Regions from separate parts of the Homo sapiens genome. Here all the other regions are linked to region 2. A link is an interaction called in ENCODE POLR2A ChIA-PET data of the cell type or tissue named here. Cell type or tissue: Caco-2. All regions are shown on one strand. Links, peaks and the distances in the headings refer to the core of each region. The heading gives the core; the rest is flanking DNA.

Region 1 (10,760 bases), core at 1,147-9,146, 71 kb before region 2:
CGTCACTGGAAAGGTTCTTTGAAAAGGGGGAAAGACCGAGTGATGTGACAGCAGAAGGCTCTAAGACTGCCAACAGAAAGAAAGCTGCATTTAAAAGAAAATACCAAGAGTCTGACTTAAATTACAAGCTCATTGCAACAGGGTATTGACATTCTCTGAGCCCACTTTGTATAATATGTGGTGACTGGCTATCCAACGAAGCCACGTAACCGGTAACCTTAAAAACTGCTTCGTGACATGGAGACCAAGCATTAAAAGACAAGTCTTTGGAGTTTTTTTAAAAAAGAAAGCAATGTGAAGGCTGAGGCGGGTGGATCACCTGAGGTCAGGAGTTCAAGATCAGCCTGGCCAACATGGAGAAACCCCGTCTCTACTAAAAATACAAAAATTAGTTGGGCATGGTGACAGGCACCTGTAATCCCAGCTACTCAGGAGGCTGAGGCAGGAGAACTTCTTGAACCCAGGAGGCAGAGGTTCCAGTGAGCTCAGATGACGCCACTGCACTCCAGCCTGGGCAACAGAGCAAGACTCCGTCTAAAAAAAAAAAAAAGAAAGAAAAAAAAAGAAAACAATGTGAACATGAACAGAAGCAATTTTCGAAGGCCACCACGTCATCAAATGTGTCTCCACTGAGAGCTTCATTAGTGGCTAACTGCATTGCTAAAGCTAAGAAGCCCTTTACTATTGGTGAAGAGTTGACCCTGCCTGCTCTAAGGATATTTGCTGTGAACTTTTAGGAGAGGCTGCAGTTCAAAAGGCGGCACATGTTCTTCTTTTGGCTAGCACCATAACTAGACGAAATGATAAAATAGCAGACGATATTGCGTCACAATTTTAGAGAGGATTAATGAGTCACTGTGGTACACAATCCAGGTTGATGACTCCAGAGATATTGACAACAGGGGACAATGCCATGTTTTTCAAGAGGATGTGCATGAAGATATGTTGTATGCACTTTTGTTGCCAACCAACACCATGGCTGCAGAACTATTAAAGTCTTTGAATGATTACATATCGGGAAAACTGCATTGGTCATTTTGTGCCAGCATATGTATGGATGGAGTGGCTGCCATGACTGAATAGCTTTCTGATTTCACTACTTGGGTCAAAGATGTCACTCCGAATGTGAGTGTGTCACATTCAGAAGACACTGTGTCATCCATACAGAAATGCTGGCTAGTCAAAAACTGTCACCTGAACTTAACAACATTTTGCAGGATGTTGATAAAATTATCAACCACATTAAAATACATACCCTTAACTCACATCCGTTCACACAGCTCTGTGAGGAGATGGACACAGAGCACACAAGTCTTCTCTTATACACAGAAGTGAGATGGCTTTCTAAAAGTAGATCACTGGCCAGAGTTTTTGAGTTACAAGAGCCGCTGCAGGCATTTAGAAAAAAGTCACCACTGGCAGCACATTTTAGTGCCACAGAATGGGTCACAAAACTTGATTACTTTTGTGACATATTCAGCCTGCTTAATGAACTCAATCTGTCACTCCAAGACAGAACAACAACTTCAAGTTGTAAGGTAAAGTGGCTGCATTCAAAGCCAAACTAGGGCTGGGCACAGTGGCTCACGCCTGTAATCCCAGCACTTTGGGAGGCTGAGGCGGGCAGATCACTAGAGGTCAGGAGTTCGAGACCAGCCTGAGCAACATGGCGAAAACCCGTCTAGACTAAAAATAAAAAATTAGCCGGGCGTGGTGGTATGCACCTGTAGTCCCATCTATTCGGGAGGCTGAGGCAAGAGAATTGCTCGAACTTGGGAGGGTGAGATTGCAGTGAGCCGAGATTATGCCACTGCACTCCAGCCTGGGTGACAGAGTGAAACTACGTCTGGAAAAAAAAAAAAAAAAAGCCAAACTGGAATTATGTGGGCAACAGTGAACATTGGGATTTCTGACATGTTTCAGACATTAGCAGAAATTTGGAAAGAGACTGAGCCAGGGCCTTCTTTCTCCCAGCTGGTGCATGATCACCTATCTCGGATTTCAAAAGACTTTGAGCATTACTTCCCAATCACAAAAGACCCCTGAACTGGGAAGGAAAGGATCTGCCACCCATTTGTGGATAAGCCAGGGGAATCGACTTTGTCCATGCTGGAAGAGGATCAGCTGCTGGAGATGGCAAATGACCGTGGCCTTAAAAGTATGTTTGATCTGACTTCAAATCTCCATACGTTCTGGACTAAAGTCACGGCGAAATATCCTGAGGTTGTCACAAAAGCAATGAAAAGCCTGCTTCCATTTCCATCATGCCATCTTTGTGAAATAGAGTTTTCTGCAGTGACAGCAACCAAAATGAGATTACAGAGTAGACTGGACATAAACAACACATTTCAGGTGTCACTCTCTCCTGTCATCCCTAAATGGGACCATCTAGTTGCATGAAAACAAGCTCAGGGTTCCCACTGGTTCTACATTATGGTAAGTTGTATATTTATTTTATTATATATTACAATGCAATAATAATAGAAATAAACTGCACAGTAAATGTAATGCACTTGAATCATCCTGAAACTATCCCCCACCCCACCCCCTGCCCCATGCTATCCATGGAAAAATTGTCTTCCACAAAACCGGTCCCCTGTGTCAAAAAGGTTGGGGACTGCTGATCTATGTGACTATAATAATCAAGTGACTAGTCTCAGCTCATAGACTGATTTTGCCTTCCCAAGATCAAACCCTAAGTTCAGAAAAGTGAGAAAAATGAAAACTTCATGATGTCTTTTACTCTTAAATCATCTTTGCAGCTTCCTAGAGGGCCATTAGGTAACCACAAATACTTGGGTTTTTAAACTTTCTTTCTTTCTTTCTTTCTTTTTGAGATGGAGTCTTACTCTGTTGTCCAGGCTGGAATAGAGTGGCATGATCTCGGCTCACTGCAACCTCTGCCTCCCAGGTTCAAATGATCCTTCTGCCTCAGCCCCCCTAGTAGCTGGGATTACAGGCATGTGCCACCATGCCTGGCTAATTTTTGTATTTTTAGTAGAGACGGGGTTTCTCCATGTTCGCCAGGCTGGTCTTGAACTCCTGACCTCAGGTGATCCACCCGCCTCAGCCTCCCAAATTGCTGGGATTACAGGCGTGAGCCACCGCACCGGGCCCAGGTTTTTTAACCTTTTAATGAGAATGATGCTAGAAGTAATTATGTTTATTCATATGTTCTATATTTTTTTTAATTAGCCCAACACTTTTCTAAGAGTTGCATTGGAGGAGCTATTGAATCAAAGGAGCTGAGTGTTTCCTACATTAAGTTCATTCATATAAATTGTTATTTATAATAAACATGTTACAAAGATGGCCCTTTCCAGGAAGGCCCTGTTATTCTTTATCTTCTGTGTAACGTACTCAGATTACAGAGATTCTGATCTCATTGTTCATTTGTTCTTATTTAGATATTAATTAAAAGGGGCATCCTGACTCTGAATTCAAGGCTTTTTTTTTAAAAATATGCCAATACTAGGAGGAAAAAACTTACCATTTTAAAGCAACCTTGCAAGAAGCAAGAATTTGAATTTATCTTTGGGGCAGACTGCTCCTTGGTTGTGGAAAGCAAGTCCTCACCACCAGTGTTGCCCTGCTCTAAACAAAGTAATAGACAAAGGACAAACTGGGAAAATACACAGTGTCTTTGACATCAAAGCTAATCTTCTAAATACAGAAAGAGATCTTAACTGTCAATGAGAAAAGATCCATGGGCAAAGGTATATAAAGAGGTAGTTTGTAGAAAAAGAAATGTAAATGGATGTTTAAAATGTGAGTAAAAAAAGTACAAATTAAACCTAGAATGAGATCTATTCTTCTTCTACTCAGATGGGCCCAGTTAAAACGTTTAATAATTATAGCAGTAGTATAAAGTAACAGTTACTCTCACTGTTGGTGGGAGGTCTAATCAGCAATAACTTTCAATATTTGAGATAAGTATACCTTTAGATCCAGGATTTTCCTTTCTGGAAATTTATTCTACAGACATATTCATACATGTGCCCAAAGATGTATGTACATATGTGCTTGAACTTTGCTTGTGGTTGCAAAAGACTGAAAATAAGCAATATAAATGGTTATCAATAGGGGCTAGTAAAAAGAAATGATAGTAGATACATTTATTTAATAAATTATTGAAAGCCTATCATTGCCAGATATAACTCTATAATGAACTTTGTAGTTTTTTAATACATAAAGTAGACCTATATGTTATGGCTATGAAATGATCTCTAAGATATGTTGAAAAAGTAGAAAACAAGTAAAAAAAGTAAGATATACTGCAGTGTCCATAATATACTTCTATTTTTTGAAGGAAGACATACATACATACAGTATATATGCTTGCATAGACATAGATAATATTTCAGGAATGTCCGCCTCTAGGGAGAACTGGGGACTGGAGTCTACAGTCAAAGGAAGACTTCTCATTGTACTGTTTTTTGTTTGTTTTTGGTTTTTTGTGTGTGTTTTTTGGAGACAGAGTCTTGCTCTGTCACCCAGGCTGGAGTGCAGTGGCAAGATCTCGGCTCACTGCAACCTCCGGCTCCCGAGTTCAAGTGATTCTCCTGCCTCAGCCTCCTGAGCAGCTGGACTTACAGGCACACACCACCACACCCGGCTAATTTTTGTATTTTTAGTAGAGACGGGTTTCACCATGTTGACTAGGCTGGTCTTAAACTCCTGACCTCAAGTGATCCGCCCACCTCAGCTTCCCAAAGTGCTAGGATTATAGGTGTGAGCCACCGTGCCCAGCCTCATGGTACTGTTTTTGTACTCCTTGATTTGTTTTCACCATACGCATGCATTTTTTTCTCTACTTAAATAGGTTATTTTAAAATATACATAGTGAGAAAAATACAATAATTTGATATGAAATTTGTCAAGAAAAAAGAGAAAATGCTTTTTTTTTTTTTTTTGTCTTCAGGGGATGGTGTCTAGAGGTACTCAGAATGGTCCAGCTTTTGACCTAACGTTGTGGGCTTCCCCACAATACAGCCTCTAACACAACTATGCCGTCCCGAAACCCTGGTAATGTAATTGTCTACTTTTATACCAACAAGGTTGAAAAAGCACCAAAATCTGTATGTGGTGTGTGCCTAGGCCGACTTCATTGAGTTGGTGCTGTGAGACATAAAGTTCTTATGAGATTGTCTAAAACAAAAACACATCAGCAGGGTCTACTGTTGTTCCACATGTGCTAAATGTGTCTGTGACTGGATCAAGCATGCTTTCCTCCGAGGAGCAGTGGAGTGAAAGTGTTGAAGGCATGAGCACGGATTCAGAGAGTTACATTTAAAAATGAAGATTTTTGAGTACTAAATAATATTTTTTTAAAAAGAAAAGAAAAAAATAAGTAAATGCAGCAGGTCCAGAAAGTAAAGATGCCATGTATCATCTCTGGCCGTGTCCTGTAGGAGTCCAGGGGACAGCTCTCTGGTGACATCTGCACTCCTATCTTATCCTTCCCACTGGAAAAATGGCTACACTCGTATATTGAGAGAAGAGCTTGGGAAGAATCCCTTCATCTACTTTTTGCCTTGCTCCTCCAAGTTGGGCTATCAGGTATTTTAGATTTCAGTTCCACTATTAGAGGTGAAACCGAAATACATACGGTACTAGAGCCTACTGAACATGAAAACATGAGGGCCTAGAAATTGGCCACATCATGGTATATAGGAGATAGCATAGGTTGATTTAATGCAATTCGCCAAATATTCACAAGTGCACATTGAGAATTCTCCAGTGAGAAGACGTCCCCGGACTTTCTCATGCAGGTAGTCCTAAAATTGGTTTCTTCTTTTAAATGCATTATTTCTTTTCTTTTCTTTTTTTTTTTTTTTTTTGAGACTGTGTCTCACTCACATCGCCCAGAATGGAGTGCAGTGACACCATCTTGGCTCACTGCAGCCTCTACTACTCACCTCAGGGCTTAGGTGATCCTCCCACCTCAGCCTTCTGAGTAGCTAGGACTACAGGTGTGGGCCACCATGCCTGGCTAATTTTTAAAATTTTTTTGTAGAGATGGTTTTCACCATGTTGCCCAAGTTGATCTCAAACTCCTTGGCTCAAGCCATCAGCCCATCTGGGCCTCTCAAAGTTGCTGGGATTACAGATGTGAGCCTCCATGCCAGCTGTATTTTTTTTTTAAGATATAGAAATACTTTTTAATATGAGTTTAAGGCTGTTTTTCTTTTGAACACTTTTATTGACAACTTGAATTAGATCTGTTTTTATTCTTTTTTGTTATTAGCTTTTAATTAGTTAAGAAACATATGAATTCAATATCTTTGTAAAAAAAATAAAGTATTACAGATAATAGTGAGAGTATCCTTTAGACTCCACCCCCAACCACTGTCACTTCTCCTCAGATGAAACCACTTTTCTCAGTTTGGTGTGTGTCATTTCAGACTTTCTTTGTGCATTTACATACATATATGCACCCACAGAGAAGAAACTATTGTTTTGTGTGGGTGTCCATGTTTGTATATATAAATGGTATCATAGCGTTCTTATCTTTCAGCAGCTCGCATTTTCACTCAGTATATATAAGTTTTTCCATGTTAGTTAAGTCTGGATCTACCTTGCTCATTTTAACTGCAACAGAGTATTCCAGAGTATGATATATCTGTGCTACATAATGCAGCATGGATGTACATGCAGGTTGCATACAAATCATTGCTGTTATAAACAGTGATGCAGTGGCCATCTTTGCACTTGCCCCTGTGTGCATATATTTGAGTTATTCTCCAGAGGCACTACTCACTAATGAATTCACCGGGTCCTTGCATATTCCATTTTAAGAGACGCTGTCAAATTCACCTCCAAAATAGCTGTACTGAGTTATAGTTCCACCAACAGTGCTCACATCTTTGTAGAGGTGTCATTCTTGCCAAAATCTTAATGTCATAAATCTGAGAATGCTAATTAGTAGAATAGATGACAAAATTAAAATGTAAGAGCCTTTCTACAAGTTAAAAGGTTAAGATAAAATTTGTGATGTAGATATAAATAAAGTTCTACATCTAAGTTAAAAAAAATCAGTTTGGCAAGTATAGCACGGCAGAAACTGGCTTGGTAAAAAGTCATATAAAACTGATCACATGGTTAATAGAGGCCAAAAGGGTAAAGCTACTACCTAAAAAGCTAACATAACTGGGTTTCCTTAACAGATGTTTAGTGACCAGATGATATGATGTTGTAATTCCTCCAAACAGATCACATTTGGAAGATCTACATCTTAAGGGGACATTGACAAGATAGGTGGTTTTCAAAAGAGGGCAACATTGGCTACCATATTCATGTTTTGTGATAATTGTGCAGATTCCCACGTATCATCAAGTGCTTTTTTTTCAAAGACTGAATAAGAAGAGTACATTACAGCACAGCCAGGTGCAGTGGCTCACGCCTGTAATCCCAGCACTTTGGGAGGCTGAGGTGGGCAGATTATTTGAGGTTAGGAGTTTGAGACCAGCCTGGCTAACATGGTGAAAGCCCGTCTCTACTAAAATACAAAAATTTGCTGGGCCTGGTGGCGGATGCACGTAATCTCAGCTACATGGGAGGCTGAGGCAGGAAAATCACTTGAACCCAGGAGGCGGAGGTTGCAATAAGCCGAGATTGCGCCACTGCATTCCAGCCTGGGAAACACAGCGAGACTCCCTCTCAAAAATAAAAATAAAAATAAAAATAAAAAAGTGCATTACAGCAAAAAGTCATAGAAACATTTCAGAGCTCCAGATACAGAATCTACTTATTATGGACACTTCTTTTTTTTTTTTTTTTTAGATGTAGGATCTCCTTTATTAACAATAACACATAGCAAACAAAAGGAATATTTCTAGAGTATTTATGCTAAAATTATGCATTTTTTTTTTTTATTGATCATTCTTGGGTGTTTCTCACAGAGGGGGATTTGGCAGGGTCATAGGACAATAGTGGAGGGAAGGTCAGCAGATAAACAAGTGACAAAGGTCTCTGGTTTTCCTAGGCAGAGGACCCTGAGGCCTTCCGCAGTGTTTGTGTCCCTGGGTTCTTGAGATTAGGGAGTGGTGATGACTCTTAACGAGCATGCTGCCTTCAAGCATCTGTTTCACAAAGCACATCTTGCACTGCCCTTAATCCATTTAACCCTGAGTGGACACAGCACATGTTTCAGAGAGCACAGGGTTGCGGGGTAAGGTCACAGATCAACAGGATCCCAAGGCAGAAGAATTTTTCTTAGTACAGAACAAAATAAAAAGTCTCCCATGTCTACTTCTTTCCACACAGACACGGCAACCATCCGATTTCTAATCTTTTCCCCACCTTTCCCCGCTTTCTATTCCACAAAACCGCCATTGTCATCATGGCCCGTTCTCAACCAGCTGTTGGGCACACCTCCCAGACGGGGTGGTGGCTGGGCAGAGGGGCTCCTCACTTCCCAGTAGGGGCGGCCGGGCAGAGGCGCCCCTCACCTCCCGGACAGGGCGGCTGGCCGGGTGGGGGGCTGACCCCCCCACCTCCCTCCCCGACCGGGCGGCTGGCCGGGCCGGGGGCTGACCCCCCCACCTCCCTCCTGGACGGGGCGGCTGGCCGGGCAGAGGGGCTCCTCACTTCCCAGTAGGGGCGGCCGGGCAGAGGCGCCCCTCACCTCCCGGACGAGGCGGCTGGCCGGGCGGGGGGCTGACCCCCCCACCTCCCTCCCGGACGGGGCGGCTGGCCGGGCAGAGGGGCTCCTCACTTCCCAGTAGGGGCGGCCGGGCAGAGGCGCCCCTCACCTCCTGGACAAGGCGGCTGGCTGGGCAGGGGTCTGACCCCCCCACCTCCCTCCTGGACGGGGCGGCTGGCCGGGCAGAGGGGCTCCTCACTTCCCAGTAGGGGCGGCCGGGCAGAGGCGCCCCTCACCTCCTGGACAAGGCGGCTGGCTGGGCAGGGGGCTGACCCCCCCACCCCCCTCCCGGACGGGTCGGCTGCCGGGCAGAGAGGCTCCTCACTTCCCAGACGGGGTGGCTGCCGGGCGGAGGGGCTCCTCACTTCTCAGACGGGGCGGCTGCTGGGCGGAGGGGCTCCTCACTTCTCAGACGGGGCGGCTGCTGGGCGGAGGGGCTCCTCACTTCTCAGACGGGGCGGTTGCCGGGCGGAGGGTCTCCTCCCTTCTCAGATGGGGCGGCTGGGCAGAGACGCTCCTCACCTCCCAGACGGGGTCGCAGCTGGGCAGAGGCGCTCCTCACATCCCAGACGGGGCGGCGGGGCAAAGGCGCTCCCCACATCTCAGACGATGGGCGGCCGGGCAGAGACGCTCCTCGCTTCCTAGATGGGATGGTGGCCGGGAAGAGGCGCTCCTCACTTCCTAGATGGGATGGCGGCCGGACAGAGACGCTCCTCACTTTCCAGACTGGGCAGCCAGGCAGAGGGGCTCCTCACATCCCAGACGATGGGCGGCCAGGCAGAGACGCTCCTCACTTCCTAGACGGGGTGGAGGCCGGGCAGAGGCTGCACTCTGGGCACTTTGGGAGGCCAAGGCAGGCGGCTGGGAGGTGGAGGTTGTAGCGAGCCGAGATCACGCCACTGCACTCCAGCCTGGGCACCATTGAGCACTGAGTGAACCAGACACCGTCTGCAATCCCGGCACCTCCGGAGGCTGAGGCTGGCGGATCACTCGCGGTTAGGAGCTGGAGACCAGCCCGGCCAACACAGCGAAACCCCGTCTCCACCAAAAAAATACGAAAACCAATCAGGCGTGGCGGCGCGCGCCTGAAATCGCAGGCACTCAGCAGGCTGAGGCAGGAGAATCAGGCAGGGAGGCTGCAGTGAGCCGACATGGCAGCAGTACAGTCCAGCTTCGGCTCGGCATCAGAGGGAGACCGTGGAAAGAGAGGGAGAGGGAGACCGTGGGGAGAGGGAGACCGTGGGGAGAGGGAGAGGGAGAGGGAGAGGGAGACTGAGACTGAGACTGGACACTTCTTTTATTAACCTTTCTAGATACAGGAGAATTGGTCACCACAGGGTTCTTCCATCTCTGCAGCACTAAGTACCAGATTCAGAATATCATTAACTTCAACCCACCAGAAGTGGCTGATTATAGTCAATGTTGGTCTGTGTTCAAAAGAGAGGACTAATTTTTTTCTCTTTCATCACTGAGGAAGCATTAGCTTTGTCTGCAGTCCAAGTTTACTATACCCTTAGCCAAAACTATGACTTTGTTTGTGACTCTCCAGCCAATGACCTCAAGCCTGACCTACAGCAGTCACTCCCAGGAAGGAAAAGGTCATTTGACCACCTCAGCCCCTAGTCATTAGGGGAATATGAAATTTCATCTCAACTTAGTGTTCTTAAGGTTAAGGTCTTCTCATGAAAGTAACACAGAAGGAATGAGTAGTGATTTTTTAAAAAGCGGGAATGGGATTTGGCTAGACTTGAAAATATCAAATGTTTTCACAATATCCATTCTTTGATAACACAATACATTTCATTAACTCTCCAAAACAATAAGCTAGCTGAAAAGCTAATGTTTTGACCAGTAGTTTACTAATAAAGTAATGAAGTTACTGTAAAGATTACATTTAGAACACGTTGGAATTCAAATAGGCTGAGCTAAAGTTAATGTTTTCACTATCTATGTAAAAAACAAAACAAATGAGAAAAAACACTTCAATTACTACAAAGACTTCTTTTTTTTTTTGAGATGGAGTCTCGCTGTGTCACCCAGGCTGGAGTGCAATGGCGTGATCTCGGCTCACTGCAACCTCTGCCTCCCGGGTTCAAGCAATTCTCCTGCCTCAGCC
Region 2 (10,760 bases), core at 1,494-9,493:
ATATTTCCATTCAGGTAGAGTCCTCTCTTTTTGGAAGCACTTGTTAGTAATTTTGGAAACTGTAGCTCATAATAGCCTGTTGGTAACCCTTTCACTCTTGCTGCTTCCCACCTTCCTTTCTGATGATTCTGTATCTCTCCCGTTACTGGGTAGAGGGGCACATCTGCCCATATTCTGGGAATTGTAGGAATTCTACTGTTTAAATTTCTTAAAGATTATTTTTGAAGAGCTAGTTAATACCTGGTCCAAGAGGAGTTATTCATCCTTCTGAAGACAGGCTTCTCTTGGGTGAAAAAATGTAGATGTAGAATGCCAGCAAGCGTTCTTATAGTCATATTAAAAAGGCAGTTCAGTCTCACAAAGAGGTCAACACTGCTCTGGTCTTCTGGGAAATGTGTAACTGCTTATAGATAAGGTTTCCTCGAAAACCCACTTACTTACATGAACCAAATTTAGTCCAGGGACTGCCCTCAGTTTGCAAGGACAGAATAGTTCCTGGAATAGTTAAAACTTAAAGGTATTTCTTGTTATTATAAGAATTTTTTAAATGGCTAATAAACTCCATGATAGTATAAAGTTTTTTAGGATGTAGAAACAAAACAAATTAATAAAATCTCTATTAGGGTGAGACTTCTAATTTCAAAGGAAAAAATGCATGAATTTAATAAATATTTAGCACTACTAATATATGCAAGTACCAACTTCATAAAAATTCCATTATATAAACTGAATTGAACATCTGTCAATTAATATTAGTAACACTCATGATATATATATAATATTTTAACAAAAATAAGTTTTAATGTTATACAGAGGGAAAATAAAAGTATCAGTATCTACCTAGGTAAAATCATATATTTTATTTTTAAAAACAGTTTAACAGTCAACATTGCTATTATTTCAACTTAGAACAAAGACTATATGTATAACTGAGATGACTGCCTGTGCAAGGTTTTCATGTGGTCACATTTAAGACAACCACCAAAGCAAAAAAATTCATTATTTAGCACAATGCAAAATGAGATTATTTTACCATTCCCAAGCACGAAAATAATCAAGGTACATTTCTAACACATTTAAATTAGCCCTATAAATAAACCAGGCATTCTCTTTTCTTCTTGTTTTGTTGTTACCTTACAGGAAAAAAAGTTTCATATCATAATTAAGGCTTAGGGACACAGACTTCAGAGCCAATAAAATTTTGGTTCAAATTCCAGTGCTACCTCCTACTAGCTGTGAGATATTGGGCTAGTTTCTTAACCATGCTAAGCCAATTTCCTCATCTATAACATGGAGAAAATGGATGTTGCAAAGATCGAGATAATATATGTATTATGGGTTTAATTGTGACCCCGTAAATTAATATATTGAATCCCTAACTCATAGTATCTCAGAATGTGACTGTATTTGGAGATAGGGCCCTTAAAGAGGTAATTAAAATGAGACCATTGGGGTGGGCCCTAATCCAGTCTGACTGGGGTCCTTATAAGAGGAAATTTGGACACAAAAAATAGATGCCAGGGATGTGCACACACAGAAGGAAGACTGTGAGGACACAAGAAGGTAGCCATCTACAAGCCAAGGAGTAAGGCCTCAGAAGAAACAAATCCTGTCCACACCTTAATCTCAGTTTTCTTTTCATCATAACTTTGACAAAATAAATTTCTGTACCCAGTATGTGGTACTTTGTTAAAGCAGTTCTAGCTAATTAATACAGCATGTAAAGGATTTAAAACAGTTTCTGGAAAATGGTAGATAATCAGTAACTGTTACTACTATTTTAATTATTTTCCCAGGGCTCTTCTAATATTCAATTCCAAAAATTACACATGAAACTTAATTTTTAAATATTCAATTTATGGCTAGGTAGCAAAAGACAAAGAATTTGTTGGGAGAAGCAGTCCAGTATGGGCTCTGAGCATCCCTGCACATTCTTGCTGGGTATTGCCCTTTCTTTTTCTAGGCCATTTCTAAGGGTTGTGTTTGCAGGGAGAAATCTTAAGGAATGGTGTAATATCTTCCTCCTGATGAAAAATAGGCTTGCTTGTGCTTACTATAATAGTGGTGACTCATCCAAGCTTGGTGTTCCTCTCCTGTAACACAACCCACTGTGTGTGCAGACATTCATTCTGGGCTCTTTGTGTCATACAATAATATTTGGGAAACACATGGGACTGACACAAATCAACATGAAGCTCTGGATACTATAAAGTCCTATGTCTCTGACCCATGAGTCTCATGTCTTCTGCCAGCATCCCATGAAATTTTAACAGGCTAATTTGTTAGCACGTGTCTTAGTTCATTTTGTGCTGCTATAATAGAAAATTACAGACTGGGTATTTTATAGAGAACAGAAATTTATCTCCCACAGTTCTGGAGCCTGGGAAGTCCAAGATCAAGGGTTTTGATGAGGGTCCAGTCTTTGCTTCCAAGATGGTGCCTTGGATGCTGCATCCTCCAGAGAGGGAGAACACTGTGTCTTCACATGGCAGAAGGCAGAAAGACAAAAACGGACAAACACTGAATCCCCACATGGCAGAAGAGCGTGAACCCACTCCTGGAAGCTCTTTTAATAACGGCATTAATCTATTCATAAGGGTGGAGCCTTCATGAACTAGACACCTCCCATTAAGCCCCACCTCTCAATCCTGTTGCATTGGGGATTAAAACCCCACACATAAATTTTGGGGGGACACATTCAGACCAAAACATCTTGTAAGTAGGGTAAAATCTCAGACATTGCACAGTTCTTGACAATGTTGGCTAACAGAGCCATGGCTTTCTGATGTTAACGTAATTAATTGGGAGGCCAATAGACTGAGGTAGCTCTAGTACCCTGAGTTGCTACATAAACAAACTGAACCCCAAATCAGGGTGAAAGGCCCTAGCCTAGGAAAATGAAACTTAAGCATAACCTATCAGAAACTGCCAACTAAGCTCTAACTAGGGACTTTAGAAATTGCCAGTAAACCTCTCACTAGGGAATTTAAAGCTACTGCTCCACCTTAACCAATCAAATATTTTCTTTGTCTTGCCTACATGAACACATTATAAAAGTTTTCCCCTTGCATCCCTTCATTGGAGCCCCAAACTGCCTGCAGTCTGGAGTTGTTCCATTCACAAATCACTGACTGCTCAAATAAACTCTAAAATGTTAATGTACCTAAGTTTTAATACTGGAAAACAGGAAGGCCTCAATGGCTAGATTAGGAGATATGAGAAGACTCTGGGATTCAGTAGTGAATGCTCTCATTCAAGTAGTGGGAAAAGAAGAGGGGAGTAGGCTTCCCTCTTATCTGTTAATGAATGTTCAGAGGCTAAACAGTGTGAGGCAGGATTAAAACAAGACACCCAAATGGTGTCTTGGTTGTTGCTCATTCACTTCAGGGTGGGAGGCAGAAGACATTGACATGACAATGAAGCAGCATTCTCCAGAGCCCTAGAAAACAGGAAATTTGGCTGTGGCTGATGAGTCAAGGAGTCCACAAAGCTGAAACAAATGGTATCAGCAATAAGAAAATAAAACTTTGACTAGATTAAAAATACAAGTTTGTTGCTGAGTTGGGCAGTCAATCAAAACTGAAAGTATAGGCCTGTGTTGCTTAACCGAGGGGATACATTCTGAGAAATGCATCATGAGGCGATTTAATTGTTGTGTAAACATCAGAGGGTGTACTTACACAAACCAAGATGGTACAGCCTACTACAAACCTAGGCTATATGAGCCCACTGAACCTAGGCTACAAACCTGCACAGCATGTTATTGTACAGAATAACATAGGCAACTGTAACACAGTGGTAAGTATTTGTGTGTCTAAACATATCTAAACACAGAAAAGGTACAGTAAAAATATGGTATTACTGTCTATGGGATCACCATATATATGTGGTCCATAGTTGACCAAAATGTCATTATACAACATAGGTTTGAGCTGCATGGGTTCACTTACACATTAATTTTTTTCTGCTTCTGCCATGCCTGAGACAGCAAGACCAGCCCCTCTTCCTTCTCTTCAGCCTATTCAATATGAAGATGGTGAGGATGATGACCTTTATGATGATCCACTTCCATTTAATGAATAGTAAGTGTATTTTCTCTTCCTTGTGATTTTGATAACATTTTCTTTTTTTCTAGCTTACTTTATTGTAAGAATACAGTATGTAATACATGCACAAAATATGTGTTATTGGTAAGGCTTATGGTCAACAGTTAAGCTATTAGTAAAATTTTGGGGGAGTCAAAAGTTATATGCAGGCTGGGCGTGGTGGCACACACCTGTAATCCCAGCACTTTGGGAGGCCAAGGCAGGCGGATTGCCTGAGCTCAGTTTGAGACTACCCTGGGCAACATGGTGAAACCCTGTCTCTACTAAAATACAAAAAATTAGCCAGGTGTGGCAGCAGGTGCCTGTAGTCCCAGCTACTTGGGAGGCTGAGGCAGGAGAATTGCTTGAACCCAGAAGGTGAGGTTGCAGTAAGCCAAGATCACGCCACTGCCCTCCAGCCTGGGCAACAGAGGGAGAGTCTGTCTCCAAAAAAACCAAAAATGTTATATGCAGATTTTTGATTGTGCAGGGCGTTGTCATCCCTGTCCACTGTTGTTCAAAGGTCAACTGTAGATGATGTTCCAGTGGTTGAAATCAGAAGCCACTTCCAACAGCTTTGACTGTGGTGTTTTCATATCTCTACCAGTAGGAATGGCTGGTAAACCCAGACAAAATTTAGGGCCCTGTTTGACCAGTCGTTTTTTGAGACTGGAGAGATTTACAGCACTCAATTCCTTTGGCAATGAAACAAATAAATGCTGTCTCTTTGGCCTCACCAGCAAAAAGGAGGCTCAACACCTTACTAAGACTCTACCAGTATAGGAGGCAGTACATGATGCCATCATGGGTGGCTCCCATATGTGAACATGTAGAAACACAGGGACCAGCACAACCTTGTTTCATTCTGATTGAACTTATGCTTCTCTAAATTTGTCAGAGTGGCCTTGGATTATACCATGTATAGCAACCGAGGCTGCAACTACTCAGTGACACTACTTATGTGACTGAAATCCACATATGATGATTTAAATCAGATTTGACAATACTTCTGAACTAGAGTAACCTGGACCCTTTGGGCTTATGTACTTGTATGTGGGGAAAATAAGCCATAGAAGGGCTCTCCATAGGGAACAGGTTTGTTTTTTGGCCCAGCTATTGCACCCATAATTATTGATAATAACACCACATATCAGTACGTCAGTCAAAGCTCCCTTTATTGGGTCATAAAGTATAATAAATTGTCCTTCACTACATTCTGGCTGCCTAATAAAAAGACCTATTGGTCCTCCCTTGGAACTTAGAGTTGATTGAGTCAAGACCTTGGGGGACAGGACTGAGGTTAATACTGCAGGTTGGCTTCATCCTGCTGCTGTGTCTGATAATAGCCTGCATTAATTGCTATATGAGACCAAATGAACAAATTTGGTACTGACTAAACAACCCGACTGTCAGGTTAATCAGAGTAGCTGATAGAGTGGCATACTCATGTGAAAATTCAAGTTTGGCCAAGAACATCTCAGGCTGAGGAGCAGACTGTTGGAAGAGACTATCCACTATGGGCTCTGAGTGTCCCTGCATACTTACTGGGTATGTCAAGAATGCAAGGACTTTGTCTTTACCTAGTCCATGTCCTAGGCTTGTGTTTACACTAAGCTATCTTCAAGTATGGGGTAATAACTCCCTTTGGACAAAGACCAGGATTTTTTTGCTTACTATAAAAGCAGTTAATAACCCAAGCTTACAACATAACCCACTGTGTGCAGGCTTTCATCATGGGCCCTTTGTGTTCCTCCTGTGGGAACTAGAAAAATGAGGAACTGAATAAAACCAACATGAAGCTCTGGCTACAGCTTTTGCTGTGAGCGATAAGTCCTTTGTTTCTGACCCAGGTGTCTTATGCATTCTGTAGCATCCCACGAAACAGTAACAGGCTAACTTGTTAGCTTATAAGTAGGGTAAAATCTCAGACCATGCACAGTTATTGACAGACATCAACTATTTTCTTCTTGGCAATAGCTGGCATTTTAGGCACCATGACTTGGCTATCAATATATTTATTATTAGCATGACATATTATGAAAAATTATTTTCCAAAGACTTAGCCAGTAACACTACAAAAATAGAAAGCCCGTTAATTCCTGTGAATTTATCTGTGTGTGTCCATGTCCAGTAATTATTTCACTGTCTGTCTGAAGTACTAACAATACTAAATCCAATGCTCGGCGCCACGCCTCAATCTTTGGTGTAACAACGTCATAAACTCTCGGAATCTGCTCCAGTTTATTTGAAATGTCTGAATTAAAAATTCTACTATTTAGTTTACTATATTCATTCAAGATGTAAGATGAAGGAGAGCCAGAGTCTGTGGCATTTTGCAGATGATGTTGAATGTATGTGCTGGCTTCAAATTCTGATGAGTAATTGGCAGTGTTATATAGGAGAGTTGAAAGGTATTTCTGCCATCCATTTGCCAGGAATTTAAGCACAGTTGGTCTGTATATTGCCAGAGATGAAGCCAGCCAAGAGGAAGTATTATGCAGCCACCCTGAGCAGGCATGGTTTTCTTTTTTCAGAGATTGCTCTGCAAGAATATGAAGACAGCTAAGACACAAAAATTCAACTGCACCACCTCCAAGGAAGACCTTTTCCTCTTTTAGAGCATAATACAAACGATAGGCACATGTCCAGAACCTATCTTCTTTGATTTGCATCTGTGCAGTAACTGGGTTAGTGAGCACGGCCGTAACCAAATTAATTCCTTCTGTTTTTAATAAGATTGCGATTCTGTTGTTCCTATCTACAACATCCAAAGGGCTGCTTCTCCAGAAGGTCACGCAGACCCCGTCGCCCACACAATCTTCATTCACTTGTGTAATGTAGGCCACCTGTACTGCTCCTGCAGCCTCTGCAAAAGCCTGCATCACACTGCCATTCACTGAGCCGATTACCAACCGCTTACTGTTTATACATTTTTCAATTAAGCGTTCGGACACATTTCCTTGTACCAGGACAAGGTTCACCTTGAACTGGATTAACACCTGTAACACGTGATTTGCCCACAGTTCTTCTGAGCTGTCTTCTTGAAGCCGCATGCTATCTAATACTGTTTTAATATTTGCAGACTTATTAAATCCCAGGTGGCGGTAATTCTCTGTGAGGTCACCCTCAATGAGAACTATTCGCACAGGCTGATTCTGCAATTCCTTGATCACAGGATTATTAGATACTGACACAACAGTGATATATCCTGGACAAACACAAGAAGAAGTTTCAGGTAAGCCTGGTAGACAGCAAGTGAAAATTCTTGAAATGTCAAACATAAATGGTTTTGTACAGTTGCCTTGTTGCACACAAGCATTCTGATATTGCAGCTGTACTGCTTCTTCTACTAACTTCATGCTGCTGTGATCTCCATGACTCAAGCCTACTGCCAACTCTACCAAATCATTACATCTGTAAGTTTTGTGAGTAGCTGTAACATGTTCTTGAAATCCATCTGGTTTGCTTACCCCTTCAGTATTATCTGTCCTATTAAAATGCCTACTGTGGATTAGTATTGACTGTCTGCAGCAGGTATCTGCAAGCAGGCTGTTTTTCAGAGTTCGTGATGTGTTGTTATCTGCTTCAACCTTTGTCTGAGGTTTAAATAATTCATATGATTTAAGAGGTCTCCCAGAAAGGTTGGAAATGGTCAGTGTTTGAGAGGCAACATCTTTGAGACCATGCAATTCCTCTATCAAATCAGTATCTGAAGGGACCTGTAGAAAAGGACACAAACTTACACTAAATGTTTCAAGTTGAGAAAATGTTTTTGTGCTGTCCATACAGTCAAATATATTGTGAACAGGTACATGAAGAGAAACTACCTCTTCACTACAAAAGTTTAAGCCTTCTGACATTACTGATACTATTATGGAAATGGGGACACCAAGATGAAGACATTCTTCAACTGCACTGCTCCAAGCACCAACAAGAAACAAAAGAGTACTGATTCCAGTTCTATATGTGTTGTTTTGTGCTTGAACTGCTTCATTGAGAAGTTGTCCCACTGCACTGGTTAAATCCAAACTTTCAAGAAGCCTTACTGTTGAACTGATTAATACACTTTCATGACATTCTTCATCTATAATAAATTTGGATGATTTTAGTGGGCCTAGGAAAGTTCTTCCTGTTTCCGCGAATGATGAAAGTTGTTGAAGTCCCATGTGTCTTCTTTTGTTTACGACTCTGCAAGCCATCACCATGTATCATGATCTGCAAACAAAATAAAAACTTGTAACTTTATTCAGTATAATTCATAGTTATAAATGCTATATAGAAATAAAAACAAGATATGCTCCCTGCTTTTGAGGTACATATAATTTCCATGAAAAGTGGTCAGTGCAATGATACAGTATTATTATTCTATTAATGATAAAGGTATGGGGGAATGGAAGAGAAACACTCCACCCAACAGAGGAAATGAAGCATGAGGGCTGTAGGCAACGTTTCCAGAAGAAAGCAATTCTTGGAATGAGTCTTGAAAAATAACTGGAAAGAGTTACAAGTTGAAGGAGGTAGTAGTAAATGTACATATATGTGAAAAAAACATAGTGTATTCAGGGAAATAGAAGTAGCCTGGTTTTATGAGAATATAAAAAATGTAGTGGAGCGGCTGGGCGCAGTGGCTCATGCCTATAATCCCAGCACTTTGGGAGGCCGAGGCGGGCGGATCACGAGGTCAGGGGTTCGAGACCAGCCTGGCCAATATGGCGAAACCTCGTCTCTACTAAAAATACAAAAATTGGCCGGGTGTGGTGGCACGCACCTGTAGTCCCAGCTACTTTGGGGGCTGAGGCAGAAGAATCGCTTGAACCCAGGAGGCGGAGGTTGCAGTGAGCCAAGATGGCGCCACTGCACTCCAGCCTGGGCAACAGAGCAAGACTCAGTCTCAGAAAAAACAACAACAACAAAAAAAAACATGTAGTGGAGAACAGTAGCAGATGAAGCTCTAGAAGAGGAAATGAGCTGGTTTACGAAGGGCATTATGTGCCATAGCAAGTAACTTAAACTTGATCCTGTAATGGGAACCGTTAAAATGTTTTTAATAAAAAAGATCAAGAAACAACTTGATGTAGTGTTTGAAAACATGTACTCTAAACCTAGAAGTCTGGGTGTGAACTTAATCCTACCGCTTTACTAGCTATATAGCCCTCAGCAAGTTATGTACTTTATCCCTTAATTTCCACATCTAAAAAACAGGGATAATAATAGAAGCTATTTCATAGTCATTATAAGGAGTGAATATAGTACTTAGAACAATGTCTGGCACCATGTTTTATGAGTTCTTGTTTTAATAACAATAATAATTGTAATGTTTTGGATATATTACCACTCTGATAACACCGTAGAGGACTGACTAGACAAGTACCAGACTGGAGTATATCCCATTATATATTATAGCACTACAAACATTCCTAGTCATTCCTTCGTTTCATTCATTCATGCATTTAGTGAGTATTTCTTAAGCACCTACAATGTACCAGGAGGCACTGTGTTAATTGCCGGGATTACAAAGACAAAGATTATACATACTCTGCCCTCAAGGAACTCCCAATCTAATTGTGCAGAGAGATATGAAAATGAAGCATAAAAATCCATCGTGAGCAGTGCTCAGAACAAAAGTCTGTTCAAAGCAAGACACAACCATGGATTTATTCCACCACAGGTTCAATGGGAAAGGTATGTGGCATTTCTCCTCCTCTTCAGAATAATGAATGCTTGACATAGCTTTCGTCAGTCTTTCAGTTCCAGTGTTACAAGGGAGATCCCCAGTATTACAAGTCACAGCGAACTCAGAAATGATTAGCATTCTTTTTATTTTTATTTTTTAGACAGGGTCTCGCTCTGTCACCTAGACTGGAGTGCAGTGGCATGGCTCACTGCAGCCTCGACCTCCTGGGCTTAGGTGATTCTCCCACCTCAGCCTCCCAAGTAACTGGGACTACAAGTGCATGCCACCATACCCGGCTAATTTTTCTATTTTTTTTGTAGAGATGGGATTTCGCCATGCTGCCCAGTCTGGTCTTGAAGTACCAGGCTCAAGCGATCCTCCTGCCTAGGCCTCCCAAAGTGCTGGGATTACAGGCATGAGCCACCACACCCAGCCAGCATTCTTAATGTTTGCTTACAAAGATATTTCTCTGTCAAAGTCTTCATTCACTTAAAGAAAACCATTTATGATGCATCTTAGAGAAAGCATGCTCACATTTGCCTTTTATTGCCAGATTTCTCTACTTGGCCTTAAAGGGAGCGGGGGCATGGGACGTGTTCTAATAATATATGCTAAACATGTAGGGGAGAGACAGCTTGTCATTGCAGAGGTGGCTGACTGCCACTGAGCTTCGCCCTTATACTCACCCAACAAATAGTTAATGAGGAGCTACCCCTAACTCCCCACATCCCCATACCCTCCGAAGCTGTCTACATGGGCTGCTCTGTCCTTGGCATGTGCCCTTGAGGGCTGATCCCACTTGGCCACACAAAGGTTTGTGCTCTAGGGTCTTTGAAAGAGAGAATTCCTGCTCTTCAACTTTCAAGCCCAAGCCTTAACATTTCAAGGGCTGCTTCTTCCTCTGAAATAAGTTGCTTTTCACTGGTCATTCATGATTTGGGTGAAAAGGTGGAGTCTGTAGTTCTTGGTTGCTTAATGCAAAAGGCCTGACTCACATTTCC
Region 3 (10,760 bases), core at 1,698-9,697, 110 kb before region 2:
TTGAAAATGTTGCAGGCCTGTTTCAATCAGTTGAAAGGCCTTATGAGCAGAGCTGAAGCTTCCCAGCAGAAATTCTGCCTGTGGACAGCCACTTCAGCCTATGCCAGAGAATTCTAGCCTGCCAGTTCTGCCAGCCTGCCTATGGATCTCAGACTTGCCTCACCAGCCCCCACTATGGTGTAAGCCAACTCCTTCCAATACATCTCTAAACATATATATTTTTAGAAAAAGAAAGAATTGCAGCCATGTGATTGGTGTCATACTGGAGTTTTTTACAGGTGCTAGGAGACTACAGAATAGGACATATCCATTATTAAATGAAAAGGCTGGGAATATTTCTAGGAGGGGTGAGTTTTGAGCTAAGTTTTGGAGTATAGATAGAAGATAACCACATGAGCAAGGTATTGGCAAGGGAGAGACAAAAGAGAATGATATTCTGGGTAGAATGTCATTCCAGGACTGAGGCATGAAACAGCCATGCCTGTTCTAAACACTTAAGTCCTACACACCTAGAGCAATCAAGAAAACCCAGGCTGAGAAACTCTATAGATCAAACAATCCAATTTCTTTAGCAAGTAATTGCAAGGGAGAAAAAAGGATGGAAGGAAGACATGACATGAAAACAGCTAAAAATTCATATATTTTCAAAGGCCAAACTAAAGTAGACTATTTTAGAATACCTATTTCTATGACAAAAACTATTAAGAAAAATAAAGAAGTGACTGAAATAAGTCTACACTTTCATTGGGGAAGACAGTCTGTGATAGAGACAGGGCATAGAACGCTTCTGAGGTGGCTGGCAAAGTTCTGTTTTATGACCTGAGCAACAGTTATAAGAATGTTCACATAGGAATAATTCCCTAAAGTACAAATTTTTAAACGTGATTTTCTGTGTTTGTATTTTACATTTTTATAAATTTTTTAAAAGGCTGTGCTAAGAGACCTTTCTAAATTGGACTTTAGACACTGACTTAACCCAGCTCATTTTAACAAGCCGGAGATGACTCCCTAGAGTCAGTTTTTGGATGCATGGAAGTCAACAATTTTGATAAACATAGACTTCTGGTAACTTTCTAATGTTGATATTAAATCCACTAAGACCTAAACTTAGACAAATAAATAGTATGTTATCCAAGCTTTAAATTCAATTTTTTAAAATATTGTAACATAAAAGCAAAAGCTCTAAACTACAAAATTGAAGCATCTCATCATAAAGCAAAATCTTAGTGGTCACTTAGCCTTATCATTACACAATTATATCTTAAATCACATCTACAATATCCATGACAAACAACTGTCCAACTTTGACTTGAAAATCTTCAGCAAAGGAGAATTGACACAATCTTTCTAAAATGATTTAGATATGTCAGCAAAGGAATAGAAACTCTGATCACCATAAGTAAATCACTTAAATGTTCAAGTGTTCAGATCATTGGCACTCAACACATTAGTTAAACAGTAGGACCAAAAAGCCAAATTATTATTTCAACATTACCACCATTGCTTAAAATATTTTGGAACTCCTATTTTGGAATATCTTCCACAATCCACATCATTTTCTTTTGTATATGCCCCAGGATGATGAATCTTAGAATCATACAATACCAATTTATCAGCAGTGTAAGGGATCATCCAGTACACCTTCCCTATTTAGAAATAAGGAAGCTGATATTTAGAGAGATCTGTCCCTGGTGAAAGAATATGGTTTTTGGAAACAGACAAGTCAGTGTTTCCATAAATGGTGAATACATTTACTCATTAATTCAATTAACATTTATGGGTAACAGCTATGTGCCAGGTACTGTGCTAAGCAATAGGAAGCCCAAAGGAAAATATAACATTGGTCTTTAGCCTTAAGGAACATACAGCATGGTTGAGGCGATGAGGACTGGTACACGGATAACTAAAGCTCAATACTGTAAGTGCCATGAGAAAAATATACACAGGCTACTTTGAGAGCACTCAGAGAATACATCTAACCCAGCCTGAACAGAGAGGTTTCCTGGAAGCAGTGACAAATGATTGGAGACTGAAAGAATTAGCAATAGTAAGGAAAAGAAAGAACGGGAACAAAAAGAAAGCATCTTATATAACTTCCAAAGGAGAAAGGGAGAGAAAGCCTAGCACATCTAAGGAACTTCCAGCAATTAGGTAGCATGGAGTGTAGGGGTATGTATGTGTGTGTTGTGGAAGGGGGTATGGGGGACTAAATGAGGCTGGAGATACCAGAGGCTCTGAATACTATGTTAAGGAGTTTGGTAGTGTGTAATAGCATGAAAGAATGAGAGCTTTTAATGAAACAGTGGGGACAAAGGACAGAATCCAAGGAAGCACCAACTGTGGGAGTGGACAGAAGGTAACAAATACGGGAGACATGAAGGAAGCAGGATTCACAGGGGCTATGAGGAGAAGGAAGGGAGGGAGGTAAAAAGAGGGCAAAAAGGAAGGAGAGAAGAAGGGAGGAAAGAATAAAGCAAATAGTTCAGAAATAGGTCCCAGGTTTTTCTGTCTTGGATAACTTGGAGGTGGTTGGAGCAGCAGGAGGGGAAAGTTGGCAAGAGAAGACAATGATATATGTTCCCTTCAGACACAGTGAAATTGCAATGCCTGTGGAAAATTCAGACAGAGATGTCCAGAAAGCAGTCAGCTATATGAATCCAGAGTTCAAAAAAGGAATCTATTAGAAATAAAGAGGTAATAATCAGAGCTAACAGTGGCTGCCTTGGGAGTGCAGGCTGTGCCTAATCCCTACAGGGAGATGTAAAGTGGCTGCGATCTTCTCAAAAGTGTGTAGCCAGCGCAGATTAAAGGGCAAAGGACATAATCCAAGGAAGCACCAACATTTATGGGAGAAGTATAGGATGTAGAGCAAGAAGAGCCTGGATGGAGTGGTCAGTACGAGCTAGTGCAGGAAGATACGTATATGCACACCTAATACCTACACACACACAATACTTGGAAACTAAGGTATCTAACAGTTATTATTTGCAGACAGTACCATTTTCTCCATTAAAAAATCAAGGGACTAAATGCACCATGATATTCTGGATTGGATCTCGGAACAGAAAAAGGACATTAGTGGAAAAAGCGGCAAAATCCAAATAAATCTATACTTTAGAACCAGCGTTGTAACCAGTATCAATTTCTTAGTTTTGACAAAGGTGCCACAGATATGTAAGAAGTAAGGCTGGGTGCAGTGGCTCACGCCTGTAGCCTAGCACTTCGGGAGGCCAAGGTGGGTGGATTGCTTGAAGCCAGGAATTCGAGACCAGCCTGGTCAACATGGCAAGAACCTGTCTCTACAAAAAATACAAAAAAATAGCCAGGCGTGGTGGCATATGCCTGTAATCCCAGCTACTTGGGAGGCTGAGGCACAAGAATCACTGGAGCCTGGGTGGGTGGAGGTTGCAGTGAACCATGATTGGGCCACTGCTCTTCAGCCTAGGCAACAGAGCAGGATCTTGTCTCAAAAAAAAAAAAAAAAAAAAAAAAAGTTAACCTTAGGGAAATCTAGGTGAAGGGTATAGAGGAACTTTGTAAAGTCTTTGTAAATCTTCTGTAGATCTAAAATTATTCCAAAATAAAAAGTTTCTTTTAAAGTTAGGAGAACATACAGATGAACTATTGAAAATAATTCAGCAACTTGCTTGATACAAGAATATATAAAAATTCGGTTTATTTACACCTACAACACATTATTAGAACTGTTAGTTATTAAAAAAATATTTATGATGATAACAAATAGTATCTAGGACTTTTATGGAGAAAATTTTAAAACTTTATTGAAAATCATTTTTAAAAGACTTAAAAGGGGAGCTATGCATGTTTACAGATGGGAAAACTCGATATAGGTAAGATGTCATTTCCACCCCAACCAAATAGTTTACAAATTTAATGAAACCCCACAAGAGTGGTCAGAAGTAGGAAACCAGGAGTTAGAAACCAAATGCAGATAGGATCTCAAGTGGGACCTTCAAGAAGACCTTCAGTATCAAATGGTACCAAAAATGACAGGTAATATAAAACTGAAAAGTATTCACTAGATTAACCTCAGTAACAATTTGGGAACAGTAAATGCGAACAACTCCTTCAAGAAGTTTGTGAAGTAAACCGCAGATGTTAAACTGTAGTACTCAGAGTAAATAACATGGTGTCAAATGCATGAATTTTGGAGTCAGACCTGGATTCAAAATCAGCCTTCATCTCCAAGTAACTGAGCTTACCTTCTCACCTGTACGATGGGAAACAGTTGTTATAGATCTTTTGTGTGTGTGTGTGTGTGTGTGTATATACATATGTACACACCCATATATAAACTTTTAGTATATAGCACTCAAATATGTTGGCTTTGCACCCTACCTGCTTTGTTTTGAGATTCAGGAAATTATGTTTTTAGGAATCCTTGTATTTTATCAAAGATGAGAATATCTAGAAGAGGGCAAGTATGAATGTGGCTGAGGCATCTTTTTAAAGTATATTATTTATGCTTATATAATGTCTTACCATAGCGAGCCCAGTTCTTTACCTACAGAATAAATAAATTTTTAGTTTTATTTTATTTCCCAAGGGAAATACTGCAAAAAAGACTAAGACCTTATATAATTTCTCAATCTATTATCCTATTCATTCATTCAGTAATTGATATTGGTGTCTCTTATGTGTCAGGAAACTATTCTAGGATCTAGAAATACAACAGTGACAAAGACCTACAAAGTCTCCACCCTCATGGGGCTTAGTGGCAATTGCATAATTTTTCATTAGTTGGGCCAGTGTTAATATTATTTCTCATTTAAGTAATTTGAAACCCAAGCAAACTGAAACTCTCAATTTAGGGTACTAAGATAATCAGAAAGCAGTTGTCTAATACTATATTTCAAGGCTCACTATATTAGTCTATAGAGAACAAGTACTCACATAACCTGACATCTTCAGCTCAGAACACAATGCTCACATTTTAACTTCTGGCTGATTCAAAAGACCTTTTTTATTTAAAATTGGTTGATAGAGTGTGTTCGCTTTCCAATAAAATTATGTTTTGGTGTCCAAAAATAACTGAGCCAGGTTTAGTAGTCTCCTTGGATCTAAAATTCACCAGTAACTGAAAACTAAATTCCAAGGTATAACCACTGTTTTTTTTTCTTCCATCAGCCATCATCCAATCCAATGCTGAAGACCAGGCACTGAAAACCGTTTAATGCATAGATAACTGACAAAGGAGGCTAGGTAACAAAAGGAACTAATTTGGCCAGGCACGGTGGCTCACGTCTGTAACCCTAGCACTTTGGGAGGACAAGGCAGGCAGATTGCCTGAGCTCAGGAGTTCAAGACCAGCCTGGGCAACACGATGAAACCCCATCTCTATTAAAATACAAAAAACTAGCCAGGCATGATGGCATGCACCTGTAGTCCCAGCTACTCAGGAGGCTGAGGCAGGAGAATCACTTGAACCCAGGAGGCGGAAGTTGCAGTGAGCCGAGACCAGACCACTGCACTCCAGCCTGGGTGACAGATCGAGACTCTGTCTCCAAAAAGAAAACAAAGTAAAAGGAAAAAAAAAAAGGAACTCATTTGCTGAAAATGAAAAACTTTACATCTTCATACATGTATATGGAGTACCCATGGTAATAATCAGATAAATTACAAAGATCAGATACAAATATGACTAACACATTTCATATTGCCCCTCTCAGTAAACTTTCTTTTTTTACTATTTTATTTTGCATATCATCCCAGAAGCCCAAAACCACACATTCCATTCTCTTCACAATTCAACTGGCTAATTAAAGTTTATAAATAAGAACATTAGACACCCAGATAGTTCATTAAAATTCTTAGCAACTCCTCAGCTAGCAAACAAGGTTAAAATTGGGCATAATATGAAAGAAAGAAAAATTAAAGAAAGAAAGGAAGGGAGCTAGCTTAGAAATCTGTGCATTCCTTCATTACTACCCAATCAGGACATGGCTTTACGAGTCCATTAAATCTTTCTGTGTATCAACTCTTATAGCCATAAAGTAAAAATGGTTTTTATTATGAAACTTAAGATTGTAGATGATGACAAAATAATTAAAACAATTTAATTAAAAATAAGTGCAACATACAATGTCTGAAATACTAAATCTCTTGCCAAAATTTTACTTCTAAGCCATACCATTTAACTTATGTAATTTAAAAAATTTAAAGATGTACAGCTGATTTATGCCAAAGGTAGGCTGTTAGAAACAATTTCAATCCATACAAACTTACAATTTCCTCCAATATCTTATGTACTGGCTTTATTACCTCATGTTCTAAAAGAGATATGTTTGGGCTGGCTGAGCTACCAATACAAGCAACTGTAACACAATGCCCAAATAGCTGTAAATATCAGGTGACTCCTGATTCTTCTAACAGCACAGCTGCTTGTTTAAGAATGCCAATGGCTTTTATTTCTATAGTGACACCATCAGATAATTAAGTCAGATTGATGGTAAGAAAAGGAAAAGGTAGGAACTATTTAGCATCTTGTGGCATTCCAGAAGCTCCAGGCGCAATACAGGGGCAAAGAACTGCACAGCAGCAAAGATAAGCTTCAGAGATAGAGAGAAAAGGGGAGTTCAAAGTCCCAGTACTCATCAGTAAATAGTCACAAGTTGACAGGTAGAGAGGACACCTTCCCTCATCTGTTCTGTAGCTATTAGGGATTACAGACATTATCTGACTATCTGAGCATCACGGAAAGGCTAGAAATGCTCTGCCACTGAGGACACTTCTTGGCCTGGTTTGTGGAGGTATTGTAATTCAGGTGGGAAAATTCCATCCACTTTTGGCTGGGGCATTTTCTGGTAAGAATAATTACAGTACTAACACCTCAGTAATCTGGATTTCAGGACCCCACACTGACTCCTGGCACAGCAACACCAGGCAACACTGACGACATGCATCTATAAATACCTGGCTTCCACCTACAAAACGCATCAACCCTATATGTGTTAAATGGTCTTTTCTTCTCAGGGGCCAGCTGTTGGAGAAATGTTTCTAAAAATAAGTTGCCCACAAAATTATAGAAATGGAGAACAGATGGGTAGTTTCCCAAGGTGGGGCTGAGGGAGTGAGTGCACCTATAAAAGGGCAACCTGAGGAATCACCGTGATGATGGAAATGCTCTGTATCTTGAATGAATCAATGTCAATATCTGGGTTATGATACTGTACTACTGTTTCACAAGATGTTACAATGGGGGAAAATTGGGTAAAGAGTACAAGGAATCTGCCTGTATTATCTTTTTACAACTGCATGTGAATGAATCTATAATTATCTCAAAATTTTAAAATTTAATTTAGAAAATACCAGCCAACTAGTTCAAAGTCTCTACTTCTAGCTTAATAATTAATATTTTAAATCTGTGCTTTAAGATCTAGAAATTACTTGAGAGAAAGAAGCTAAGCAATATAAATAAGATTCCTTTAAATATTACTTTTAGTGTAACTTCCATTTCCATGTTAGAACAGAAAATGGAAGAAATTGAGAACCCAAGGGCAGAAGAGCCCGCAGACCAAATAGCCTCCACTGTATTTAGATTTTTTCATTTTACAATTCATTGTTGACTGAGTACCTGAACTAGGTCCCATTCAGGTACAAGGGATAAAGCACTGAAAGGAACCAGACACTGTCTCTGCTCTTGTGGATTTTACATTCTAGTGCAGTCTCTTAAAGCCAAATGAATATTGTGTCTTGAACACAATATAACACAATGTAACACAATATAAAAATCTGATGAGAGGTTTCAATTAATACTAAATTTCAATGATTTTATTCTAATAATTATATTAGAGAAAATATGTAAAATGTTTTGAAGAGGAATCACTATTTGAAAATTTTTTTTTCTGATGGCTTATTCTACTTATCAAATTCTCCCTTATTCAGAGACACATATGGTCTGTGGGCTATCCTGCCACCATGAGCTCTCAATTTCTTCCAATCCCTATTCTTCATAGTCTCTGAGTAATTTCACTAGAAGGTGAGGGTACGGGGACAGAAGAAAAGAAGGATGAAGCTCAAATATCACTTTTGCTACCTGTTGGTTGCACTTTTAGTAATTAGAAGAGGGGAGAGGATTATTTAAAGACAAAAATTGTTCCTCAGATAGCTGAAAATCTACAGATTTTTCTCATTTCCATTAGTAAGGGAATGTTAAGAACTTCTCTGGTGACCCCAGAACATTTGGTCACCTGACATTTCTTTGTATTTCCTGCAACGCTTACTGAATAAACAGGAAGCTCATCAGCTCCTAGGGCACCATCTGCACTACTTATGAGAAAATGTCTTCTAGCAGAGGCCTTCCAAAGCTGGAGGTGGAAGTGCCATGGTTTAGACAACCTGCTCTGTTGTCTGAGGAGGCAGCAGCAGACAGGCCTTTGAGGAAGTCAGTATCTTCATATGGAACAAGTTGTTGGAAGTCAGACCTTCAGTCAGGGTTGGCAATACTTTCACAAAAACAACTGAGAAATACTTCAACAAAACTGCTGATATTTTGAAATGTGAGTTCTTCAATATAAATCAATTCTTGAAAATTCCTCTCAGTACGCTGAAATCATAAGCAGCTCAGAAAGAGATTAAACAAAAATATAAGCTGCCTTAAGTAAGTATTTCTGCAACTAATCCAACATACTCAAGAGATGGAACACCTCCTGAATATAGCCTTTTCTTGGCAAATTCTTCCTTTTCGAAATGCTTCTTGGGTGATTTGAGAGAGCTTGAGGTTTCTCCTCAAAGTTAATTAAGTAAGTGCCTCATGGAGATAATGCAACCAGCTTGTTGGCCATGTTACTTTCCCTAGGGGTGAATGCCAATTAGCCGGGCTGTTTGTGTTCCTGGCACCTCTTTCTGGATTAAAGAGTTCACATTCATCCACAAAAATCACACAATTCAGGCAGCTCCAGAACAGAAAACAGAGCGGCATGTGTGTGCCCGGAGGAGGAGGAGCTTTGGGGGAAAGGCAAGTAGGGGCACAGGGTGGGGAAGGGAAGCTGCCCAGAGTGTTCCAGTTATTTAATACACTCTCCCACACAGTCATTCTATTTGACTGTAAAATCATTAGGAAAACACCTTTCAAAGCAGGCTTAAGACAAGAGAGTTTTATTTGACTCCCATGAAAATAGCCCCGGCAGCACGTCTCTCAATCAATGACGAGCATTACTGCAGCCTCCACTTTGGAAAACCACGCTTCCAGCCAAGAGCTCAAGGCCCATCTCCAAAACTTCTGAGAAGGCCCTTGCAAGGAAAATTCTTCCCCGCATCCCCTGCATGACATATGCTGGGTGGACTTAGTAGGAAGTTGGAAACGGCTCCTTTGCCTGAAAGTCTTCAGTAAGAAAACAGGACCTCTTCTTCAGCTGTGCTGAGTATTTAAAGGAATAAAACAGGATCACAGTAAAAGAAGATCATGGCTCCACCCTCAAGAATGCAGCTGCCTCTAAGTAGAAGTTAATAATTAGGCAGACTCCAGAGCTGAGTTCTTTAAAATATGCTATTTGAAATTGTTGTTAAAAGCCTGTGAGGTGCGGGAGACTCTTCTCCAAAAAATGTTTACCATTTCCTTACACAATCTTGATTGCCAGGGTCGAATACTACCACTGGTTTCACAAAAATATTGTGTTTTTGGAAAGGAAATGCACAGCCATCAAAAGAGTATCAGTGAATAACGAATATGCTCATTAGAATTCTGTAGGCGAATGCCTTTCTATGTTTACTACTTTAAAATATTGTATCCTTATGTGAAAAAGAAGCTATTTTTTAATGTCCTTTTAAAAAATCTTCTCACATCCAAAAGGCTTGCAGATCTAAAAAAGAAAATATATAATGGCTTTTCCCCATGTTCCTAGTATATCTTCTATGCTCTATCTACAGAAGAAACAGGTACTCTCATTGTGCAGTATAACCAGCTAAGCCTTCATCCATCCCAGCTCCTCTCTAGACGCAGCAAATACAGCACATATACTGATGCTTTACAAATGTCTATTTTTAATAGTGAAGATAATTAACAAAACTGCATTCTGCATCTCTCTCCATTTAATATATAAGAACGTTCATTCTTTCATTTAACTCCTATCAATATTGTCCATTTTAGTTTATAAAAGATAAGGAATTAGGTAAGTTTTGCTTATATTCTTCATCCAGCAAGCATTTATGAAGCACTCATTGAGTATCAAGCACAGCATTAGTATATACACCCTCGCACCATTCCAGTAACAACTACAAAAACAGACCACGTGGGTATGGATGCGTAACCCAAGTGCAGCAGGAGTAGTGTGGTGAACAAAAGACAGTTCAAGATGTTTAAATATTGGGGAATTCCGTGAAGGGGATCTAATTTCTAACTCCCTGAAATATTTCCTGATTCCCCTTTTCCCTCCTTCCTAATTCTCAAAAGTACAAATAGCAACAACAAAATCCCTTCCTCCTTACATCTTGTCTTCAGGGTTTTTACTCTACCTCAGCATTGTCTCCTCTGTTCCCCTCTGTGTGTTAAGATATTTATAATATACATGAACTTAAAACTCTCTTATTAAATAACTTGCCTCATCACACTCTGATTCTGGAGGGTGGAGGGCATACAATAGTAAAAAATAGTTTTTATTTTTATTTCACTTTATTTTATTTTTGAGACAGGATCTCACTCTGTCATGCAGGCTGGAGTGCAGTAGCATGATCATGGCTCACTGCAGCCTCAACTTCCCTGGCTCCAGCAATCCTCCTGCCTCAGCCTCCCAAGTAGCTGG

Evidence for each region. Peaks named below come from ENCODE experiments on the same cell type or tissue, not always from the same donor. Only the 100,000 strongest peaks of a DNase experiment are listed, where the experiment ranks them.
Region 1: POLR2A ChIA-PET joins it to region 2 with 5 read pairs; 7 of 35 experiments call an interaction of 5 or more read pairs at or near these places.
Region 3: POLR2A ChIA-PET joins it to region 2 with 7 read pairs; 6 of 35 experiments call an interaction of 5 or more read pairs at or near these places.

Annotation. Positions count from the first base shown.
Region 1 is chr4:122,810,304-122,821,063 of GRCh38, reverse strand. It overlaps the pseudogene RPL34P12. Among named protein-coding and RNA genes, the nearest start is that of FGF2, 11 kb to the left of the region's middle. In Caco-2, for the core only: no CTCF peak of the experiment used is centred there; no DNase peak of the experiment used is centred there.
Region 2 is chr4:122,739,423-122,750,182 of GRCh38, reverse strand. It overlaps BBS12 (Bardet-Biedl syndrome 12), which reads right to left. Exons shown (of 2, transcript NM_152618.3): 2 at 5,244-8,300. The coding sequence starts at 8,290. The coding sequence ends at 6,158. It also overlaps the pseudogene LOC727709. Among named protein-coding and RNA genes, the nearest start is that of BBS12, 12 kb to the right of the region's middle. RefSeq lists a cis regulatory region at 330-471. In Caco-2, for the core only: no CTCF peak of the experiment used is centred there; a DNase peak (open chromatin) is centred at 5,722.
Region 3 is chr4:122,853,181-122,863,940 of GRCh38, reverse strand. The region is part of intron 1 of FGF2 (fibroblast growth factor 2); the gene reads right to left. Among named protein-coding and RNA genes, the nearest start is that of FGF2, 32 kb to the right of the region's middle. In Caco-2, for the core only: no CTCF peak of the experiment used is centred there; a DNase peak (open chromatin) is centred at 6,530.